2 separate regions of the Mus musculus genome follow, and region 2 is linked to region 1. The links are chromatin loops, found by intact Hi-C in ENCODE. Cell type or tissue: left cerebral cortex. All regions are shown on one strand. Links, peaks and the distances in the headings refer to the core of each region. The heading gives the core; the rest is flanking DNA.

Region 1 (3,207 bases), core at 327-2,826:
GACCTAGGTTCTGGGGCGTCCCCTCCCTCAGATTACTCACACTTCGCCAGGCTTCAGGAAGAGGCACTTCCCCCTCTTGTTCCTAGGAGGTTGTCACACCTTTCTTTCTAGTTATGACTGGGAACTGATCTGTGAATAAACACATCAACTCTAATGATTAACCTGCCATTCGGTTCCTTCTTTTACAGCAACTGAAGGAACAGAAAAACGCTGGGAACAGAACTAATGAGGTGAGCATCTCTGGGTGGCTAGCGGGTCCTAACAGAACTGTTCTGTTCCGAGAGGACGCATCAGCGTCCTGGGACCTGATGTGGAAGAGGGCTCGGGGTATCTGTGGGGATGATAAAAAACACTCTCCTGTGTACTTTCTGGTTGAAAGGCAGTTTAACCCACAGTCTCATTGGCCCTACAAAGACAGCCAATCGGACGGGGCGTGGTGGGCTTTCATATTGTTCACCTGGGTAAAGAAATGAAGGCCCGGACATTAGCATGGTTTCCCCCAGAATGCACAGAAGAGCTGGAGAGGCTGAAGGTGACTGCCTTGGTTAGGGTTTCCACTGCTGCAAGGAAACACTGCGAACAAAAGCAAATGGGGAGGAAAGTGTTTATTTGGCTTAACTTCCACATTGTCCATTGCTGAAGGAAGTCAGGAGAGAAACTCAAGCAGGGAGGAACATAGAGGCAGGAGGACATCTGGTTTTTGCTACTTTGTGGGTTCTTCTTTCTTCCACCCTTTTTAAACCTCACCCTTTCAACCCCCTAACACTAGATAAGAGAGAGAGAAGAAAAAGGATAGAGAGGAAGGGAAAGAGATCCCAGAATAAAGTCGGGCTTGGAAAGTTGGAGTGATGTTATTGTTAGACTACTTCCTGCGGATTCGAGGCTCCTCAGGGCCCTAGCATTTATTTATCCTCTGAAACTTCCCAGAATTTCAAATGTCACACGATTGCAGAAACTATCTCTAGCTGGCAGAATTGTGCTTCTTCTGCTATAGCATGAGGCACGTCAGTCAGCTGCCGAGGACAGTCCCAAGCAGCCCCGTGTCCCCCTACCTGGAGCTTAAACGAAGACATACTCAGAATATTTCTGTGTTTTTTTTAAAAAGAAACCAAAATTTCAGAATTTTCACTCCATGGGAGCTGATGCAGAGGCTACGGAGGGGTGCTGCTTACTGGCTTGCTTCCTCTAGTTTGCTCAGCCTGCTCTCTTATAGAACCCAGTCCAGGGATGGCACCGCCACCCACAGTGGGCTGGGCCCTCCCCATCAATCACCAATTAAGAAAATGCCATATAGCTGAACCTTATAGGGGCACTGCCTGAATTGAGGTACCCTCCTCTCGGATAACTCTTGCTTGTGTCGGGTTGACAGGAAGTTAGCCAGCACGGTGACTGAGTCTGAAGATCTAGTGTTGCCGACGGTTCCCTGCCATTGCATCCCCTACACCGTAGCATTGCTTTGTCATAGATCCTGTTTTTACAACCTGGACCTTAGAAGTTATGTTCTTGATGACTGAAAAATGAGAAATGGTTGGGCATGGTAGTGCAGGCCTTTAATCCCAGCAGTTGGGAGGCAGAGGCAGGGGAATCTCTGAGTTGAAGGCCAGCCTGGCCTACAGAGTTCCAGGACAACCAGGGCTGTTACATAGAGAAACCCTTTCTCAGAGAGAGGGGACTTGGGGGTAAGAAAATAAGGGGATGAGAGATGAACGGAGGGATAGTCTGGGCCTGGGTTGGTTTGAAATTGTCCTTGGAGCACACGTTGTTGGCTGACGTTCCATTTCACGACCACTGGAGGTCACTGCAGCTACAAGACAAATGCTGGTCTGTGCAGCCCAGACATCGCCTCCTTCGCAGTCTTTGTCACCTTCTAGGTCTAGCAGCTATCTCTATAGTTCCAAGATGGTGTGACACAGAAGAGCTGTGTATGGAAGTCACTTTGAAACTATCCCTTTCTAGCAAACCAGAGCACTTAGGATCAAACATATGTGGGTTAGCACTTTCAGGAGAGGCTCTGACTATTAAGACCCACCCTCACTTCCACTGCCCCTGCCAGGTGTGCAGTCTGTGGGAGCCGGCAGATGGCTGGAGGTCAAGGGGTCATAGCTCGTGGATAAACCCACTTGTAGTTGCCACTTTTCCCACTGGCGTTTCTGTCTCTGAACACATAATCCTTGCCATAATTACAAACGCCTTTGAGGGAACACCAGGAAGCTTGGGATAGTAAAATCTGGGTATTATTGAGTTCTGAAGTCCAAGTTCTGGATCACAGCTGGTTTGAGGATCTCTACAACCTATTTGGGTTTTGAGAGCTCTTTTCTTTTTGTTTTGGAAGGGGCCTCTCATTGTCACCGAAGAACTTCACTCTCTTAGCTTTGAAACCCAGTTGTGCCAGCCAGGCTTGGTGATTGACCTGGAGGTAAGAGTTACAGTTTCCTGAGGGAGAAAACATGCTATCTTTACTTCCACAAAGGCTTATTTTTTCAGTTTTTATTTCAGCCTTATTTACCTAATTGTTAAAAAATAGGATCCCTTTAAAATTATCAATATTTAAAAACTTTTCTGTGTATGGATGTTTTATCTGCATGTATGTCTGTACACCACATGTATGTGTGGTGCCTGCAGAGGCCGGAAGAGGGCATCAGATCCCCTGGGACCCAAGTTACAGACAGCTATAAGCCACCATGTGAGTGTTAGGAATCAAACTTGGGGCCCCTGGAAGATCAGGCAGTGCCCTTAACTACTGAACCATCTCTCTTCTCCCCAAAGTGGTCTTTTCCAGCTAATACTATGTTGACGTTAATGATCTAGGAAGCTGGAGAGTTGGACTAACCTTAAAATTTTGCAAAAGAAATGTCCTGATTGTGCTAGCTAGCCACTGTTGAGTGTTTAGCTACTAGAAGGGAGCTTGAAATGATTCCAAGGTCTTTGTTCCCTTTCAGACCACCTCTCTTCCTGTCGTGGTGATCTCCAACGTCAGCCAGCTCCCCAGTGGCTGGGCGTCTATCCTGTGGTACAACATGCTGGTGACAGAGCCCAGGGTATGGAAAACACATGTGCTTTAGTACGGTTAACCAAGGCTGCTGCTGCTGCTGCTGCTGCCTGCTCCCATCACTAGATGTTGGGGAAGATAGTCCCAAGCCCCGTGGCACCAGTGAGGACCTTGTGTGATGGGAAAATAGTCACACGTATGTGCCAGGCACGGGAACA
Region 2 (3,207 bases), core at 280-2,779, 130 kb after region 1:
AGACAATAAAACTATTTTCATATACAGCAAGCTGTATTCAGAATGTGAGCCATAGTACACTGACCATGTCAGCATGGTTCATCCCCAACAGAGATCATAACCAGTTCTCTCTGTCTGTCTCTCTGTCTGTCTCTGTCTCTCTGTCTGTCTGTCTTTCTGTATGTCTCTGTCTCTCTCTCCTCTCTGTATGTGTGGTTACAATGTCATGATAATAGGCAAGATCAAGAAGTGAACTGAAGGCACCCTATCTTACAATGAAAAAAAACCACAAATGCTTAAAACCTAAGGTGTGTTCTATCAGGGATTGGATGAAATATGCAATCTGGAGGCAGTTGTTTTTAAGTAAGGAAAATATAGTGAGCAGGCACTGCCAATCAAATCCCTGGCCAAATCTTGGCAAGTTTTCTTTGCCAGTGTTGCCATCCCACGGACAGTGAGAAGCACTGTGGTGGTCCTTGCCTCCATTTCTCTTCCATCTCTCTGTGCTTACTTTCACTTTTGTCCCCACCGCCCCTTTTTTCTTTCTCATATCCTAGAAGAATGAGGTCTCAGGAGCATGGGAAGCAAGCAGCATCACACTCTCAAACAGGTTCAGAAGAGCAGCTGTTAATAATTCATGGCAGCCTTCCTTGGTTCCCTCTCCAAATACCGTGAACACAATGGACTCCTGTGTCACTAGAATACGAAACAATGACCTGTCTTATATCCACCCTGGGTTGGGCAGGGTGTGCCCTGGTCAGGAAGAGTCAAGAAAGAGCATAGAAGATACAGCAGCCACCATCACTCATGTCTCAAAAAACTTACTGGGCAGTCTTCCAAATTCTCATTATATATTTGTCCTGGTCTTTAAAAAAAATCAACATGATTAGCTACTTTGACAAATGCACTCCTCAAAATACAAACAGTGGTATTTTAAAATCATAAAAGTAAAAACAAAATTTTAAGTACTGTGTGCTTTGCTTATTTCACTGATATATGTATATATACCTGGAATCCATTTGTTAAAAAATCTCAATCTTTGAAAGGATTAACATACACTTTAAATGGAAATCTTCATATGACTAAGCTTTTCAAGTAGTTTCTTCTACTTAATATTTAACATTTACTTCACCTTTTGATTAAACCATTGGAACGGCTGGAAGAATTCCCATGTGGGAAAATACCACACTAGGAGTCAAAACAATTGTCAGCCACTAACAATCCAGCTCAAAGTGGTCAAACAAATTTTCTAGAGACAAAACATGGTGCCATGGTCACTAGGGAGGACTAGGAGGGACTGAGGCCCAGGAAATAGCATGTCAGGATGCCCTGACGGGAAGCTGTAGATAGGGAGAGAGCCTCGTAAACAAATGAGATTAAGGAAATCTGGAAATTAGAGAAAAGAGAAGAGGATGCCCGGGTCTGTACAAAGACGAGAAACTATAACAGGTTGGTGGCAAATCCTGTCTGCTTTTCTAGTTTTCCTGAGGATGAGCTCAGCTAAGAGAGCTAAACATTGCCTCTGCTGGCACAGGAGCAGCAGGATTCTGCTTCTGCCAGGAGGCGGAGGAGGTGTCCCGTGGGTTGCTGAATACCCCTTAGAACAAACCTCCAGGCTATTCTTTGTTTGACTGCTTTTCACAACCTTCTATGAGCAGCACTACACTCTTGTCCCCTCTTCTTGCCCAGACTGAGAACTTTTAGCATCATGTGAGAGTGACTCTAATTCCTCTCAGAATGCCACTGATATATACAAGAGGTTTTATGAATTCAGATTCAATCCATGAATTCATATTACAGCTAGCCCTCTTTGTCCTCAAATGTGCGTGCATACCATTATGTTTTTCTGTTCTTCTCAAATGATGCCCTTCATCCATCCTGATGTCTCTCCTTCCTCATTAATATTTAATTCTCGAATTATGTCAGAGCCCAGAACTCATTGCAATAACATCCCCTTTACTGTTAGTAAACATGTCTAATTAGTCATCCATATAAAATTCATCCCCTTAGGCAGAAGGACGGTATAATGCTTAGGCATACTTTTTCATATATAGAAGCACAGGTTTTGATTGCTACTCCATCTTCATCCTTCATGGTGTCCCACGACTATAAGTACTCAATAGAAATGTGTAATCCCAATGATTTATTCATTAATTCATTTACTCACGAAATGTCTGTTAAACAGCTATTGTCGGAAATAGTCTTTCAATTGGTAATAGTACAAAGATATGATCCTGTAGAGAATTTTAATCCAGGAATGTGGCTGTTTTGGCAAGGGATAATAGCCAAAGGTCTTCTAGGTCTGTGTGATCCCAGCTGGTAATACAGACACATCTTTAATCTCAGGAGACAGAGGGAAGCCAATCTCTGAGTTACTGGTTAGTTCATATTGTTGTTCCTCCTATAGAGTTGCAGACCCTTCAGCTCCTTGGGTGCTTTCTCTAGCTCCTCCATTGGGGGCCCTGTGTTCCATCCAATAGATGACTGTGAGCATCCACTTCTGTGTTTGCCAGGTACTGGCACTCCCAGTAACTGGAACCCTCTATCCTGAGTTTCCTGATTTAAAAGTTAGTCTAGTCTCTGTCTGCTTATCTTATCTTTCAGACTCTTGGAATACTCTCTGAGGATAGCCTGCCCATGCCACATACGTCCTATAAGAGTTATTCACCAATTTCACTTTTCACCTTTGAAAGGGAGTTGTCCGAGATCAGGTATATGATATGGTATATAGGTTTACAGATCTGATATGTTGACACTGCAGCTGTTCCCTCTAGACAGAAACTGGATCCTGAAGGTTCACAGCACTTTGAACAGAATGCCAGAGAAAGAGTTCATAGGAAGTAAGGAGAGGAAAGATACTAAAGACAGTTCCACAAAAACAGCTTTCTAGCTTTGGGCTCACAGGGCACAAGGTCAAGCCAGACTAGAGCTGCCTCATCTCGTCTCCCCATTCCAAGAGAGGATTCAATTTGCAATAATTCTGAATAGGATCCTATATGGTGTCATTCTGCGCAGGCTATGCAGGAAGAATATCTGCATACGGTACTGACATGCTGTGTTCACGTAGCCATCCTGAGCAGCCATGAAATACAGGATTCCAACCCAATATGGTTTCCCCGATGGACACCCCCTCCCTGCCCCCATTCATTCAGCAGAAAGGCAAGTGCTGAAAACAGTGGCGGGAGTTAGACACTCTTCCCTTTCTTTCTCTGTAGAAAACTGCTTTCA

The links. Hi-C counts contacts between places; a loop is a spot of excess contacts. Peaks named below come from ENCODE experiments on the same cell type or tissue, not always from the same donor. Only the 100,000 strongest peaks of a DNase experiment are listed, where the experiment ranks them.
Region 2: a loop joins it to region 1, with 2.5 times the contacts of the local background. A loop is called at or near these places in 17 of 42 quality-filtered maps.

The regions. Positions count from the first base shown.
Region 1 is chr1:52,144,962-52,148,168 of GRCm38, forward strand. Stat1 (signal transducer and activator of transcription 1) reads left to right here. Exons shown (of 25, transcript NM_009283.4): 15 at 189-230; 16 at 2,333-2,416; 17 at 2,940-3,038. Among named protein-coding and RNA genes, the nearest start is that of Stat1, 27 kb to the left of the region's middle. In left cerebral cortex, for the core only: CTCF peaks have their summits at 1,782 (motif pointing right) and 2,611 (motif pointing right); a DNase peak (open chromatin) is centred at 1,815.
Region 2 is chr1:52,278,863-52,282,069 of GRCm38, forward strand. No RefSeq gene overlaps it. Among named protein-coding and RNA genes, the nearest start is that of Gm31867, 22 kb to the left of the region's middle. In left cerebral cortex, for the core only: a CTCF peak has its summit at 1,505; a DNase peak (open chromatin) is centred at 1,527; H3K27ac peaks cover 1,327 bases.